Regions from separate parts of the Homo sapiens genome. Here regions 1 and 3 are each linked to region 2. The links are chromatin contacts, found by Hi-C or POLR2A ChIA-PET in ENCODE. All regions are on one chromosome and are shown on one strand. Each heading gives the region's core, a stretch centred on a gene start or an enhancer-like site at or near the end of the contact. The rest is flanking DNA. Distances are from core to core; before and after follow the strand shown. Region 1 overlaps PPP3CA (protein phosphatase 3 catalytic subunit alpha). Region 2 has its middle 96 kb from the start of DDIT4L-AS1. Region 3 overlaps PPP3CA (protein phosphatase 3 catalytic subunit alpha).

What was found. Hi-C counts contacts between places; a loop is a spot of excess contacts on that map. ChIA-PET counts read pairs that join two places held with the same protein, here RNA polymerase II (POLR2A). Pooled maps may share reads with other maps.
Region 1: a pooled map shows a loop between it and region 2 (9-fold over the local background). The contact joins two enhancer-like sites. A Hi-C loop is called at or near these places in 5 of 168 maps with a recorded cell type or tissue (CD8-positive, alpha-beta T cell, endothelial cell of umbilical vein, gastrocnemius medialis and 1 more), 2 of 37 single-sample maps with no recorded cell type and 16 of 50 pooled maps. POLR2A ChIA-PET finds 5 or more read pairs at or near these places in 1 of 52 experiments (PC-3).
Region 3: a map of ascending aorta shows a loop between it and region 2 (3-fold over the local background). The contact joins two enhancer-like sites. A Hi-C loop is called at or near these places in 8 of 168 maps with a recorded cell type or tissue (CD8-positive, alpha-beta T cell, MCF 10A, ascending aorta and 3 more) and 18 of 50 pooled maps. POLR2A ChIA-PET finds 5 or more read pairs at or near these places in 1 of 52 experiments (PC-3).

What each region holds. Positions count from the first base shown.
Region 1 is chr4:101,153,911-101,156,871 of GRCh38, reverse strand. All of the region lies in intron 2 of PPP3CA (protein phosphatase 3 catalytic subunit alpha), which reads left to right. Among named protein-coding and RNA genes, the nearest start is that of MIR8066, 85 kb to the left of the region's middle. RefSeq lists an enhancer at 1,118-1,619. Within about 2 kb of position 1,356, at least 3 of the 41 ENCODE cell types and tissues checked have a DNase peak (open chromatin) inside an H3K27ac peak, as active enhancers do.
Region 2 is chr4:100,092,057-100,095,093 of GRCh38, reverse strand. No RefSeq gene overlaps it. Among named protein-coding and RNA genes, the nearest start is that of DDIT4L-AS1, 96 kb to the left of the region's middle. Within about 2 kb of position 1,478, at least 7 of the 41 ENCODE cell types and tissues checked have a DNase peak (open chromatin) inside an H3K27ac peak, as active enhancers do.
Region 3 is chr4:101,174,594-101,177,557 of GRCh38, reverse strand. All of the region lies in intron 2 of PPP3CA (protein phosphatase 3 catalytic subunit alpha), which reads left to right. Among named protein-coding and RNA genes, the nearest start is that of MIR8066, 65 kb to the left of the region's middle. Within about 2 kb of position 1,482, at least 4 of the 41 ENCODE cell types and tissues checked have a DNase peak (open chromatin) inside an H3K27ac peak, as active enhancers do.

The DNA.
Region 1 (2,961 bases), core at 107-2,606, 1.1 Mb before region 2:
TGTTTAAAAACATGTAGTGACTCACCATCAGTTTTAGAAATCGATTTAAAGGACTTCATGAAACTGGTTTCAGGCCACCCACAGTTTGGCCCATACCTATCTCCTGTTCTCCTTCATAAACCTTTCAAATCTAGCCAAATTGCTTTGTTCTTTGTCCCTGGAGTATGGCTTTCTCTTTCTTTCTTTCTTTCTTTTTTTTTTGAGACACAGTTTCGCTCTTGTTGCCCAGGCTGGAGTGCAATGGCACGATCACAACCTCCACCTCCTGGGTTCAAGCGATTCTCCTGCCTCAGTCTCCCGAGTAGCTGGGATTACAAGCATGTGTCACCACACCCAGCTAATTTTGTATTTTTAGTAGAGACGGGGTTTCTCCATGTTGGTCAGGCTGGTCTCGAACTCCCGACTTCAGGTGATCTGCCGGCCTCAGCCTCCCAAAGTGCTGGGATTACAGGCGGGAGCCACTTTGCCTGGCCTGGAATATGCCTTTTTCTATTGCTGTGCTTTATTCTGATTTTTGTTTTAGAATAGCTTTCAAATCTTATTCTGTTTCTTTAATCTCTCTTGTGTCTCTCTTTATGCCTTCTGGGCTTCACATGGGGACTGGTGTGGTTGTAAAGGCCCCCTGAGTTGAGATGTGGAAGCACCCTCTGTTACAGAGTGAGGGATTGACTCACTGAAAAGAACTATTCAAGTCATTCCTGAATTGCTTACCTTTGGTACTTCTTGATTTAGTAAAGTAGATTTCCTGTTTTCATATGAAAAGCATAATTGAATCATAGAGCAGGTACTAGGAATCAGACTGTCTGGGTGTGAAACCCCACTCTGACTTTTACTAGCTCTTGACCATAGGCATAGTTTCCGTATCTCTAAATGCATGTAAGGGTCCCTGTCTACCTTGTAGGGTGGTTGTGAGGATAAAAACAATACACAGCACATGATAAGAGCTCAATGAATATTAGCTGCTGCCTTTGTTATTCGTATTCATATTATTGTAGATATTTTCTGATGAATTTGATACTCGTTCACCATTTACTTCAACACATTTCGAGTTAAAAGATATTTCCTGCTTTGAGAATAAAATTATTTCAAGTTAAAATAAAAATTAATCTAATATACCCTTAAGTAGTAATGAGGCATGTAGTTAGTGCACTGAAGTAGTTATGTGCTTCCCAAAGTGGGAACTTAAAACAAAAAGGAATCTTTTAAGCTTAACAATTCCTTATGTTAGTCATATAATTATCCCTTTTCTCAGAAGCCTGGGGCCAAATGGATCTGTTCCTAGGAGAAAGGAACTGTCTCTCCTGGCTTAACAAAGATTCAGTTTAAAGGCTAGCTACCCTCTGAGTCATACTGCTTTCTGATCTTGGAGTGCTTGCCTCTGTCCCATGAGAAAGAAAGGTGGATGAACAGCACTTGCAGGAAGGAACTTTCATCTTTCTTGAAGCCAATCCAAGGCCTCAGATGCAGAAAGAATGCCTACCTTACCTCTTCAGGGGAAAAGGGGTTTGATAAAGGTGCTCTACATAATGCGAATCTGTTTTCATTAATTCATGCATTCATCTACTCTTTTATTATGCATTCAATTCCTCAACCATTTATTGAGTATATACCTGGTGTCAAGCACTGTGCTAGCTACTGGACACGTCAAAAGGAAAGAATGAGATTTTGTCCTCTGCCTTGAGATTAAGGTAGTTTTTTTGTTTGTTTGTATGTTTTAACATACCAAGTCCAGTGAAATCTTAAAATATTTTTTATATGGCTGGGCGCGTTGGCTCACGCCCGTAATCCCAGCACTTTGGGAGGCCGAGGCGGGCAGATCATGAGGTCAAGAAATTGAGAACATCCTGGCCAACATGGTGAAACCCCGTCTCTACTAAAAATACAAAAATTAGCTGGGTGTGGTGGCAGGCACCTGTAGTCCCAGCTACTCTGAAGGCTGAGGTAGGAGAATCGCTTGAACCCAGGAGGTGGAGGTTGCAGTGAGCCGAGATTGCACCACTGCACTCCAGCTTGGGTGACAGAGTGAGACTCCATCACAAAAAAAAAAAAAAAAAAAAAAAAAATTCTGGGAGTGAATGTGTTCTGAAGCAGATTTACATTTGCTAAATTCCATGCCAGGCAGAACAAATGTAATTCAGTGCATATTTGAAATTCATAAAATGGAAGTACTTGAGTAGTTGGAGAACCTGTTATTGAGGTGAAGAAACTCAATCATAATTAGAGTCATAATGATTACACTGGGTAGAGTCTAAGCAGCAATTTCTAAAATCCAGTGACTCTCTATTATCTCTGTGACAAAATGTTGGAATTTAAATATTACTTCTGGAAGGCCAGGTAATTTTTAGATGTGTTGGAACACTTTTATTGCCCCATAGCATAGCTTTAGATTTTTTTCTTTATCCCACCCTTTCCACCAATCTGGGAAAAGAACCATTTCCAAATTCTTGTACAGAGTAAATCACGTGCTCTTTAATTGTTGGAACTAATTTTAAATTTTGATACTGTTTATAAATTTACTAGTCAGAATTCTGTTACTTGATATGTTACTTTGGGTTTGAAAATGTTTCTCTTTTTTATTCACTGGTAGAATACCTGACTTTTGGGAGAACAGCAAATATTTCATGGTGGTAAACTTGTTTTAATTAGCTAACAGGACCATTCACAGTTTTTGAAGCATTCTGGCCAAGAAGTAATTTAGAGTGGAGGATAGAACTATTTTCTTCTTGAAAACAAGAAGGCAGGCAAGCAGTGTTCATAAGGATGACATATACAAGCAAATGTGGTACTTCATAAAAAACTGAGTTGGTTCTATTGTTAAGTAGCATATTTACTCCTTTTGACTTGGAAATTTTTTTCTTTTAAAAGTGGCCATGGGCTTTATTTAATAACTTTTACCAGAGAGCAGCAGAGAAGGCCATGCATATGTCCAAATGTATTGTGCTTTTTTTTTTCTGTAGAATC
Region 2 (3,037 bases), core at 229-2,728:
GTAATACATGAGGATGAGGCATATTTCCAGCAAATACGTAAGCACTGGGAGACTAATAATAGCCAAACACCTTACTCTACTAACAATTAGGAGGAATATAAGAAGAGGGTGCTTTGGTGTTTGAAGCGTCTAAGCCTTGGTTTCTTATTTTACACTTTCGTTTGGAGGGCAGATTGTTTTGAGTCAACATAAAGTGACTTCAGCTGAAGGGAGACTGGGATGTTCACAGTGGGCCTATAAACATTTTTAAAAACATCATTCAACGTTGATTCTGCCTTCACGGAGAGCCTACACTACACCAGGCACTGGGTTGGGCACTGTGACAGGGCTGATTCAAATAAACCCTTATGATATTTCCCTGTTGCTAAACTTCCAGAGTATTGACTGGCAATTTTTGGCCAACCTTCAAGCCTGATACATTCTTCTTTATTTGTCAATCTACCCTTTTGGTAATGTGGTAAAGAATCAAGTGTTTCTCTTCAGCAGCAATTCATCAGATAATTGCTCACTTTATTTAGTTGATGTGGACACAGCCAATCTATGTCATTCTGGTCAAAATAATACATTTGCCCTAACATTAGTGTTTTTTGTTTGTTTGTTTGTTTTTACTCTGAATTAAGCACATGAGGCCCTCAACAGAACCTGCATTAGACATAGCACCTGGTGGACAAAATATCCCTAATAAGCATTTGCTTGATTACATTCAGGCTTTAATTTTATTATCTAGAAAAGTGCTATTTCACCTTTATAGGTTTGGATTTGGTTATGTACTTTAAAAGCTTCAGGTAAAACAATGAGTAGATTCCTTTGTGAGAGCCCTCACAGTAAAACCAGAAGGCTGAAGGATACTGAGAGCATAGCCTGGATTGCGGATCCTAATTGACCAGTGCTGTGGTCTTACCTGGGTCATTTATCAGCTGTAAACAGTAGGCAAATTGTTTAATCTGAATGTCTCCTTCCTAATATTAGCATTTAGAACAATAATTCCAACTGGATGAGGTTATTTTTGAGATTTAATAATATAATAAATGTAAAGCCCATGGCATATATCAGACTTTTAATACATGTTTATTTCCTTTTTTCCCTCTCTCCTAGCAAAAATTTAACTTTGTCTTGAAGCTTGCCAAATAAGAAGGCCCCCAAAGTTGCTTGCTCTTGCAAGGATTACAGACTCTCATATTCACTCAAGTACTTAAGAAGTGTCAGGCACATTCCAAACTCCAAAGGAAATTAAATGCTGTTCCCCTGCCACCCACTCTGTCCCCCAGGGACCCCAAGCACATTAAAATAACATTAAGGCAATGATTTAAGCTGAAAATTGGGCTGCCAGGGAAAGCACCAGGCCCCAGTTCTCAGAAGCTTAGCTATACCTATGGGCACAACAGGGTGGCTCCCCTGGCTGGCTGACGTCAGAGCTTAAAGTTGTTTTTACCCCTGGCATTTGTGGGAAGGAAAGGGAGGGGTGAGGAGCGCGGGTGCCTCTTGTTCATTAAAAAAGCCTTCTGGGGACCCCTAGTGGCCACCAGCTATCATAGGTTTCTCTGCCAAAAGAAATCATGAGGCCTCAGGAAAACTACCTGGGGCTTCAATTGTATTTGTCTTCGTTCTCTCCTCAGTGATCCAAGTTTTTTCTCGGAAGTTAGTGGTTAAAAGGTAACCACTTTGTAACAGGCCTGTACAGCTCTCAAGTTTAGAAATTGGAGTTACGGGTGGCATAGACATCAAAATGATGGCATCAAATTGAAGGAGAGCTCTGAAATCCTCTTTTAATCCTCACCAGGAAAGCAGAAGGCAGAGCAAGCAGGCTGAAGACTGACAGAGAAGCATTTGCATGTCCTCCATGAGCCCTGATTTTCATGGGAACAGCTGTCTCAGTGACTGCATACAAGGTCCCACTTCTTAGATCTGTTCCCGGAGACGCAAGAGAAGAAGTAGAATAATAAGTCAAGGCTGTCCTGCTCATAAACAAATGTCAGACTCTTGTAGCTGGTGTGTTTCTGCTTCCTGAGTCTTTATTTCCCAAACCCCAGTGAACATAAGCAATAAAGCTATATCATGCTGGGGAATAAATAATAAATGATTCAGCCTCGACTCCAGGCATGTGTGGAGAATAGATATGGACCCAGCAAGGATTTATATACACAAAGCACCACGACACTCCTGGTGAGAAACTTTTCCTTTCGGGGAGAAACTGAGAAAACACAAGTTTGTTTCAAAGTGGAACAGGGGGTGATTTTGGAAACAACATAGTGTTAGTCATTCAGATTAATCTTCAATTCAGCCCTCCAAGCCTCAGTTCTTTCCTCGCAATGATGAGGCCCAAAGCTAACTCCTCTTTCGGCAATTAAAGAAGAGAGTGCAACACCACACTTAACATCCACTAACAGATGAGGTACCAGAAGCTTCAGCGTAGCCTAGAGACAGCACACTAGGCATAGCTATTAAGGACCCACCTTCAGAAATTTGCAATCTTGTGTTGTTAAATTAAATAAGCAGGAGACCATTGGCCTGGGACTGTCTCATATTTTGAGGTCCTACATAACAAACCACAACCTAATCTAGTACATAAACAAGCCAAAACCTAACTTAGGAGTATATTTTCTTCTTGCGAGTAGCCAAGTTTCAACCAATCACAAACAGCTGACCATCAAGCCAATCACAGGGAGCCAACTGATCAGATCATGCTCAAATAAGGCAGATGCCTCAACACGCCGTGGCCCAAAAAGGCAAATGCCTAGCCGAAGCCAATCAGATGATTTTTTTTCTATTTTTCTTCTGTGTTCATCCTATAAAAGCTTACTGCTTACACTGCTGGGTGGAGCTCTTAAAACCTCTTCCGGTTCTGAGTATTGCTCAATTCACGAGTTGTTCTTTGATCAAATAAAGTCTGTTAAACGAATTTGTCTAAAATTCTTCTATAACAATATCTCTGGCTTTCTTGCTGACTGTCCTGCCTTAGTGGTCACTGGAGGTAGAGCTATCACTTGCGGCATTAGCTGCGACAGGAAACATCACCCCAGGCAGCCAGAACAGAAAA
Region 3 (2,964 bases), core at 233-2,732, 1.1 Mb before region 2:
GGATCTTCTTGACATTACTGAACTACAATAATCCCTTTTTTTCCCAAGCTTAACAGGAAAAGGAGGGTGAAAATAATAGTATTAGTGAAAACTATTGTCTAAAAGTGATGAGAGTACAGGACTACTATGAATCAGGAATCCCGAGAGATTGTGCCAGTTCTGACAATGTCTTCCTGTAATTCATGAAGAGGTTATTCTAGGTGATCTCAAAGCCCTTGTTGGTTTTCATTCTATGAATGCATTTCTTACTCCAACTATATGTTACATGACTTCAAAGGGAATATCTTGATTAGTCTAATCAGGGTTTCCTCCTGCTACCCTTTAAAAACACCTCTGTGTCAAAGTAAGAGATAACCTCAACTTTTGTTATTGTGTGATTTAACTTCCCACCATATGATGAATTCCTGAACATTTTAAAACCACTAGTTTTATTTTTGTGAGTACTTCAATATCCAGAATGATTTCTGTCGTTAACGTAATGAAACTTCCACTCCTACATGTGTTTCTTTTGTCTTTAAAATATAGCAGGCCTGTTTCACAAAAACATTTTCTTATTTAAATATGCATGCTTTTATATTCTTCTCATATGAATAATATGTGAATTGACTACTTTTTAATTTGAATAATGTTGTGGCTATAGAAAAAAGCATGGTGAAAAGGGAATGGATTTAGGAATTTTAAGTAAAATATCCTAGTATATCGTATATCTATTGATATTTTATTGGTCACATTTTATTGGTGTTTGTCACATTTCACTGTGGTTTTTTGGGGGGGCTTCACAGTAGTTGTATTTTAGTCACAGTAATTAAAATTTAATAAACAGTTCTCTGTGATTTTCTCTATCTTGATTGTTCTCAAGGGTTAGTCATTTGCCCCATATGTCTGATAATTGGTCATACAAATCTCTGTTGCTAAATTCTTGACTTTGAAGAATGTTTGATTTTCTTCTGTGCTATTTTCTGCTCTAAATAGTCATATAATTTTACTTTTGGAAGAGAATTAGAGACTACTCCAGCTACTGGCCTTACAGATTAGGAGGCTTGGAGCAGTCAGGCACTGCCACTCACAGCTGGAAAGTGCTGAACTAGGCCCAGAACTCTGGTCTTCTAGATGCTCTTGTGGATTCTCTGCACCAGGTCCCCCGACCCTTCTTTGTTTGTCATCTATTTCCTTCCGAATAACAATGGAGAAGGTGATGACTTTACTTCTGCAGCACGTTATTGTTGCTTTTGCAATTTAATTTCTGTTGGCTGTATTAAAATTTAATGTTTGTATACACTAATACATTTAACAGTTATTCTTCAGCAATAGACATGAGTTTTTCTACTCACAAAAACCCTGTAGATCACATAATAACTGACCTTTTCCTACTGACCTTTAAATAAAGCAATCCCTTAATGTACTGCTCATTTTGTCCTTGACCCAGAGCTCACTTCTGCTTTCTTACATCATGTTTGGCAGCGGGACAGAGGTAATAACCTGAGAGGCGTGATGTTTGTGCCTTCCATGACTACCCCTGTTTAACTGCTGGGAAAGTTTCCCTCATCTTCTCCCGTAATTATTTTTAAATGTCTTCAGACTTGAGGGAGTAAGGTTTTGTGGAGACCATATAATGCTGATGGGAGTGTACTAGAGATATCCATTCTGTATTTCCTGTGGAAAATGGAATAAAATAGAATGTTTTCAGTTTCTTAAACTTAACTCCTCTGTGTGGTAGAATCAAAATCATTGTATTTATGCCTAAAGAGCAAACTACTCCACTCCTATACTGAGGTTTCTTACTGGCAATTCCTCTCCATTTGAAAATAGAAGATGTTTCATACACCAAAGAGCACTACTTTCTACCTGCTTCTTTCTCATCAACAATATAGGACAGACTCAGGCATACACATCTTTTAATATGGTATACAGCTGCAGAATTACAAAGAATTAATATGCATGTATCGTAGATAGCTTTAAGTCCCTTTGGACTCCTTAGATGCTCCTTTTTTCACCAACATTCTAATAGAGTTATAATACAGCATTGCAGCTGGAAGAAACATTAAGGCTAAAACCAAATCAGGTAGTATGTTGAAAGGAATGGTGGACCTGCCACTGACCAGCTGGAATAATCTTGGAGCAAATCACTTCAACTCCCTATGCCTCCATTTGCTCATTGATAAAATGCATCAGCTAACAAGGTACAAGAATTACCTGGTGATCCCTTTTCTCTGATTTCATTCAATTATAGTTGGCTATTACTCTTTCCCAGAAGTCTACCACAGGTCAGCCCCTAAGTTCTAATTCAAGCTGTCAACTTTAGTCTTCCCTTTAATTTCTCAGAAGTAAAACGTTTTTTCTTTTACAGGCCCCTTCCAGTTTCTATAGCTTCAGAAACAAAGATGATGTCATTCCAGCTTCTTCTTCCAAAAATTCTTTGTTTCTTTTCTTTAGTCTTTGTTTTAGGATTTGTTTTCAAGGCATTTACACCTTTTCTTTCTAGCATTATAGATTATCTTAGATCTTTGTTATGTCTCCAAATATTTTTCGGGACTTTAAGTCTTACCTTAGTCCTCTGACTTCCCCCTGAACATGGATTTCACAAAGTACACCCCTTTATAGCCATAGTGCCTGGATTCAACCCAGCTCTGTCACCTCCCAGCTCTGTGACTGTTCAAGTTACGTATACTGTGTTTCAGTGTCTACCTAGAGTTGTGGGGATTAAGTGAGTTAGTACCTGTCAAGCTCTTATAGCTGTCTGGCATATAGTAAGTGGTATTTGTGTGAGTGCCAGGCTTTACAATCTTACCGCAGGCTTTGTTCCCTTTCCCTATCTCACTATTCTTGGCCAACTGAGCATCTCACCTTCCCCAGACTTACACTTCATGTCCTTAGACTTTATATTCTTTTAGATTAAGAAGGATACCTCCATTGTCACCCACAGGCTCCCCTTAAATACTTTACAATATGTATAATTTTGTGTTT